Linked DNA regions of Homo sapiens: region 2 is linked to region 1. Evidence: chromatin contacts called from ENCODE Hi-C or POLR2A ChIA-PET data. All regions are on one chromosome and are shown on one strand. The core of a region is the stretch at or near the end of the contact, and the rest is flanking DNA. Distances in the headings are between cores, read along the strand shown. Region 1 holds the start of XXYLT1-AS1 (XXYLT1 antisense RNA 1). Region 2 holds the start of XXYLT1-AS2 (XXYLT1 antisense RNA 2).

Region 1 (3,195 bases), core at 406-2,905:
CTCCAATCTCCCCTAGGTGGCCCCAGGCTTAGCAGGTACTCTATAAAAGTATGTTGAGACAGTGTACTTTTCTGCTTAAGGTCAAAGGGCTTTGCTTTTGTCTGTGTGTGGAGAGCCGTGGCGGCTGGGAGAAGGCTGGGTGGGTGTCCATAAACGCGTGCTAAGGATGGAGCCATCCATCAACCTTATTTCTCCTCTTGCCTTTGCTTAGACCATAGCGTGGACACTGCTATATATTACATATTGAATTGGGTTCCCGGAGCCTCTGGCCTCTCCCCGGAAACAAGTAAGACCTTCTCTGAAGCTGCTTGAGTTCCTGTGGGCTGGAAACAGGGCAGGGAAAGAGAGGTTTGCTAACTGGTTCCTTCCCAGCCAGATGTGGTTAACGTGGCCTCTGAAAGCACCTTACTCATCCCTGTTGAGCTGCTGACCTGCAGCTCCACATGTACCCACTCTGATTCACTGAGACTCACTCCCCCTCCAGTGAAGGCTGCCCCACCCGCAGATCAGGGGACCGCACGTGTTAGGGCCTTACCTAGGGTTCCCTGGCCACTGCCGCCTGCAGGCCCTCGCTTTGTTGTGGCTCTTCCCAAGAGTCATCAGGCGCTGTTGCTCACGCATAAGCACACAGGTGACAAAGTCCCCTGAAGAATTGCCCACCAGTGTGACCTGAACGACCCCTTTCCCCAACACCACACATGAGCACTCAAACTGGATGTGGAGGCCCGGCTGTAAGAGTGCCCATCTGCAAGGCTCAGCTCTAGGAGCTGTCCCCCTGCCTTCCCTGACCATATGGGGCACAGGTTCTGTGCTGGCCCCAGTCCCAGATGGTGGAAGGCAAGGAAGGAGAACCCACATCACCCACCTGCCGTGCACCGGGGGGTTCGCGTATGACTTTGTTTAATGCCCTGGCAGAGTCTTCTGAGGCATTACACTCACCACCGCCACAGGGAGAAGACTGGAGCAAGAGGAAGAGAATTTGCATTTGCGAGTGCACGCTGCGTTCCCGCGACAGCCAGACACTGCATTACCTCATGCAGCCCTCACGGCAGTCTCATGAGATGTAATGCTTAGTTCTGGTGGAGCTGGGGCCAGAACACACTTTCCCTGACTCAGAGTCCTCACTCTTACCTCCACCTTCTCACTACTCAAAAGTGTGGCCTGCAGACCAGTAGCGTTGGTATCACCTGGGGGCTTGTCAGCGATGCGGAATCCCAGTCTGCATTTTAACCAGATCCCGGACACACATTTCCCCCGCACAGTAAGGTCTGGGAAGCACTGCCCTGCATCTAGTAACTCTTATGTGAGAGAACCCTGGGAGGGGAGGTGGAGGCCAGTGGGGTTAGCTGAGAAAACCTTCTGGAGGGCCAGTGGCAGAGCTGAGCCACAGAACAGGTGCGTGGTGGAGCAGAGGCAGCATTTGCTAATCAGAATGGCATCTGCGATGCCTTCGCAGGCTGTGTGGAGAGGGGAAGGTGCGGCCTTGTGGCCCCTTGTCTGTGTGGAAGGGCAGGCGACTCTGTGGGGGAAGGGTGGCGTGGAGACGGGAAGCGTGATTACCCACACAGGCCTCGAGCACCCGCATCCAGGGACCACGGCCGCCAGGAGGGGCTGGACTCTCTCAGGAGAAGCGTGCGTCTGGGAATCCCCGCTGAGGGGGCTTGTGAATGTGGGATCGAAGCGCTTAGATCTTGGCTTCCGGAGGTCTCCGCGGGTGTCCAGCTTTGTACAGGGTGTGGGGATGAGTCTGCCGACCGGACTCCCATGTCAGCTTTGTGTCTGGACAGAACAAGGGGCGAGGAAGCCTGGTCGGGCCACTCTGGGCCTGCATGCGTGTGGGCAGGTGTCTGTTGGTCTTGGGCAAAGGGCGAGGTGACACTGAGGGCGTGAGGGAGGAGGCCCCAAGAGAGCAGGGAAGCGTGGAAGATGCCAGCTGGCCTGGGGGCGTGGATGTGGGTTTCAGCAGAGTGCAGACAGGCAGTGGGGCGTGGGGCCTCCTTGGGGCCTCGCTGGGCTGTGTCGGGTGCTTGCTTTCTTTTCTCCTTTGCCTCCTTCCAAGGTGCGTCCACAGCCAGCGTTTCTTTATGCTTTTCCCTCAGTCTGAGACCTAGGAACAGGAGAGGCCAGTGCTGTGAATTTCATGTTTCATGGCCTCCCCAGCAAGCCAGCCCACGAAATTCCACACAGGGAGGAGGAAGAGGAGGAGGAGGAGGAGGAGCTGCCACTGTCCCCGAGGGGAGCAGCTGACACTCTCCCCTTGACTGCACCAGGCCTTGGGGGTATGGCGCCTCCACGGACGTGGGCTGGGGGAGGATAGGCTCCTAATTAGTTTGGATGCGCTTGGAGTCAGGGCACCTTTTCCCCAGTGGGCAGTTCTGCACCCTGAACAGCTGTGGGGAGAAGGGCAGCGGGAGGACGGCCAGATAATTCCAGAAGAAAGGCTCCAGGAGTGGCAGCAGAACTGCTGTTATTTTCGGAGGAGTCTAATTACTTTCCCCAGGTAATGGCTTGAAGTAGCATCTAATTTTATTTATTTATTTATTTATTTATTTTTATTTTTTTATTATACTTTAAGTTCTAGGGTACATGTGCACATTGTGCAGGTTAGTTACATATGTATACATGTGCCATGCTGGTGCGCTGCACCCACTAACTCGTCATCTAGCATTAGGTATATCCCCCAATGCTATCCCTCCCCCCTCCCACCACCCCACAACAGTCCCCAGAGTGTGATATTCCCCTTCCTGTGTCCATGTGATCTCACTGTTCAATTCCCACCTATGAGTGAGAATATGCGGTGTTTGGTTTTTTGTACTTGCGATAGTTTACTGAGAATGATGATTTCCAATTTCATCCATGTCCCTACAAAGGACAGTAACTCATCATTTTTTATGGCTGCATAGTATTCCATGGTGTATATGTGCCACATTTTCTTAATCCAGTCTATCATTGTTGGACATTTGGGTTGGTTCCAAGTCTTTGCTATTGTGAATAATGCCACAATAAACATACGTGTGCATGTGTCTTTATAGCAGCATGATTTATAGTCCTTTGGGTATATACCCAGTAATGGGATGGCTGGGTCAAATGGTATTTCCAGTTCTAGATCCCTGAGGAATCGCCACACTGACTTCCACAATGGTTGAACTAGTTTACAGTCCCACCAACAGTGTAAAAGTGTTCCTATTTCTCCAC
Region 2 (3,195 bases), core at 259-2,758, 53 kb before region 1:
TTTTCAAGCCGACTATGCCCTTTCCTCCTGTTGCCCCCCCATCGGATGAAAACAATTGTTATCTAAAACTCATCATTAAAAAGTGATACATTTTTGTTTTGAATAGCATATGGAGGTTATTATTTTTCCAGAAATTTTCTATATTTTTATCAGGGGGTGTGTGTGTGTATATGTAAATAAACTCTCTATACCTTTGTACATCTTTTTTTGTTCACTTAACAGTGTATCTTGACCATCCTTATACCTAAGTCAGCCTTCTTTGATAAATGTTGCTGGTCTCTTGGTATGATTTTTCTTTTTACTATGAAAACCTTTCAACATATACAAAAGTAGAAAGCATCATGTAATATTTCTGGATGCCCCAATATTATAATATCCATGCAGCCTCAATAACTATCAGCCCTTAGCCAATCTTTGTTTTATGTCTCCTCCCACCCACTTTTCCTCTTCCCCTGATTATTTTGAAACGAATCTCAGTCGTCACAGCATTTCGTCTGTAAATGTCATTTTCAGTCTATTAGTTTCTTAAAAACACATCTGCTGTGGCCGAGTTTAGAGCTGAGGAGAGTTATATGAGCTCATAGTGTCACTCTGTCTTCAAGTTCCTCAGTCTGAAATCAGTTGGTACAAGGGAAGAAAATAGAGAGAGGCAGCACTAACCTCTAGCCAAGCACACTTTCCATCTCTCTGCAGATTGCCTCATGTCAGGATGTTAGCGTGACCGTCACGTCTGGAAGGCTTTATGGCTGATATAAATTCAGGTCCGTTGTTCACTAGGCATGAAGCCCTCCGTTGTAAGGGAACCAGCCATCACCCTCATTACGAGATGCATAAATGTAGGACTTGAAGATAAAAGCTATTGGGTTCTTTTCGTCTCTCTGACACCTGAAGATGAATTTCTTGAACCTTGTTCTCGTGTTTAAAAAAAAAAAATTAACCAAGATTGAGCCTGTCAGTTTCTATCAGAGTTAAATCTGAGTAAAGGAGAAAAAAGCTTGCCACCTTTTAAAATAGTGATTCCTTCACTCCCTGGGAGTTAGAAAACTGGGCTAAGTGTTTTTGTGTAGCCCGTGTGACCTGGAGGCCGTGCTATAACCCCTGCAGGAATTACTCATAAAAAGGGAGGGATGTACCTGCCCTGTGGTAGAGATCAGAAGTCTACTCTGAGGTTGTTATTTTTAAATAACATCAGTGGAAAAGGTATTTTAAAAGGAAAACTCTGTACAGAGAACCCAAGCGGGATTGTGTTGCTGTCATTGTGACCGTCTCTTACCTGATGGCTCTGCCTCCCGGGCAGGCTAGGAGCTCCGGGATGACGTCCCAAGACTCGGGCGCATAGCGGGGGCTGCTGAAGATCGGAGTGTGAGGCTGAGAGATGAGGTCCAGGTGGAGCACGTGAAAAGCTTCCTGTGTCTGAAAACACGACTCCTTCCAGTTCTTTTGTCTGTCTGCACATTATGAGTATTTTGGTACTACTGAATCCGTTTTTAAAAGTTCACCACGTCGTGCCTGACACAGGTGTCTCCTGAAAGAATGAGTGAGGAAGTGAATGCGTGGAAGGGGTGGGACTGGGAGGCAGCCCTTCTGTTCTGTTTATGCCGTGCAGACCAATGCCAGGCACTTCGATGTTTGTTGAGTGAATGCAGGAACAGATGTGTAGTCAGAGGGCGTTTCCTCCGCGGTGCTGGCCAGCTGCTAAGTCAGGCTCTGTAGTCCCATTACTGGTCTTAGAGAAGTTACTTTCACATTCAGTTTTTGTTTGTAAAGACAGTCCATGGGAAAGTTTGTTATTCTCAGTTTGTTTGTTTGAGACATAGTTTCTTTCTTGTCGCCCAGGCTGGAGTGCAGTGGTGTGATCTTGGCTCACTGCAACCTCCGCCTCCCGGGTTCAAGCGATTCTCCTGCCTCAGCCTCCCAAGTAGCTGAGATTACAGGCGCTGACCACCATGCCTGGCTAATTTTTGTATTTTTAGTAGAGACAGGGTTTCATCATGTTGGCCAGGCTGGTCTCGAACTCCTGACCTCAGGTGATCCACCTGCCTGGGCTTCCCAAAGTGCTGGGATTACAGGTGTGAGTCACCATGCCCAGCCTATTCTCAGTTTTTTATTTGGCTCATTGTGTGTGTGAGCCATAGGATTGGTCCCATGAGGAATTACGAAGTAGAAGACATGCCTCTTGCTTTCAAGGAAGATATAACGTGAGGGAGATAGGGTAGATAAAACTTAATGAAAACGCAAATGCCTGCGGTGTCAACACTGAGTCAGTACTGCTGTTTAGAGATATCCCATGGACAAGATACATAGACTTTTTGCTGTAGGAACTGTAAATTTTACTGAGTGGCTCACCTCTCCCTCAGCTTAATATTCTGCCTTCAGCTGGGCATGGTAGCCTGCACCTGTAGTTCCAGCTACTTGGAAGGCTGAGGCAGGGGGGTCACTTAAGCCCAGGAATTCTGTGGGTGTCTGCACTAAGTTTGGCATCAACTTGGTGACCTCCTGGGAACGGGGGACCACCAAGTTGCCTAGGAAGGGATGAAGCAGCCCAGGCTGGAAATGAAGCAGGTTAAAACTCCTGTGCTGATTAGTAATGGGATTACGCCTGTGACTAGCCATGCACTCCAGCCTGGGCAACATAGCGAGACCCTGTCTCTAAAAAAAGAAACCAAACAAACAAAAATGGAGTTCTGCCTTCAAAATGCTAAGAAGTGGGTATCACATTCCCTTCTTTCCTCTGAAAAGTCTCTCGGAGTGGTGTTTGGCTTTGCAATGCAGGCGTAGCCTCTAAGAGTGCTCTTGGGATAGACCAAACTCTGTGCCCGAATAGAAAGCTCACTGGGCAGGCATTTGCCGAGGGTTTGGCTATGCAGTAGAGAGAAACCAGACCCTGTCCTCCAGGAGCTTGCAGTGGGACGTGGGTCTGGACAGGGCTACAGTGGAGGCACAGCGGCGGATGATGGGCCCGCAGGACTGTGTGCTTTGTTGCATTGCTGCAATCTGTTTCCTATGCCAAATAAACATCATCGCATTGAAAGAACCTTATTTGTAATCCAGGCAGCAGAAAGGCTTATCTGTAAGCATCTTCCTGGGGAAAAAAAGCAAAATAGCACAGTTGAATCCCAGTGGCATGTGTACAAGAGGGACCTTCTGTAACAAACCACGTGTGGAAAGGACTGAGCTGAGCGTGACCAGCCCCAC

The links. Hi-C counts contacts between places; a loop is a spot of excess contacts on that map. ChIA-PET counts read pairs that join two places held with the same protein, here RNA polymerase II (POLR2A). Pooled maps may share reads with other maps.
Region 2: a loop to region 1 is called in a map of B cell, with 5 times the contacts of the local background. The contact joins the promoter of XXYLT1-AS2 here to the promoter of XXYLT1-AS1 in region 1. A Hi-C loop is called at or near these places in 3 of 168 maps with a recorded cell type or tissue (B cell, endothelial cell of umbilical vein and transverse colon), 2 of 37 single-sample maps with no recorded cell type and 4 of 50 pooled maps. POLR2A ChIA-PET finds 5 or more read pairs at or near these places in 4 of 52 experiments (A673, B cell, GM12878 and 1 more).

Annotation. Positions count from the first base shown.
Region 1 is chr3:195,093,048-195,096,242 of GRCh38, reverse strand. XXYLT1-AS1 (XXYLT1 antisense RNA 1) reads right to left here and starts at 1,655. Exons shown (of 4, transcript NR_104188.1): 1 at 1,565-1,655; 2 at 866-958; 3 at 536-644; 4 at 186-323. The region is part of intron 3 of XXYLT1 (xyloside xylosyltransferase 1); the gene reads left to right. RefSeq lists enhancers at 71-1,270, 1,735-1,784, 1,855-2,024, 2,145-2,214.
Region 2 is chr3:195,146,184-195,149,378 of GRCh38, reverse strand. XXYLT1-AS2 (XXYLT1 antisense RNA 2) reads right to left here and starts at 1,508. Exons shown (of 2, transcript NR_102711.1): 1 at 1,274-1,508. The region is part of intron 3 of XXYLT1 (xyloside xylosyltransferase 1); the gene reads left to right. LOC105374296 (a long non-coding RNA gene) reads left to right here. Exons shown (of 2, transcript XR_001741088.2): 2 at 1-108. It also overlaps the pseudogene RN7SL36P. RefSeq lists enhancers at 1,391-1,440, 1,681-1,790.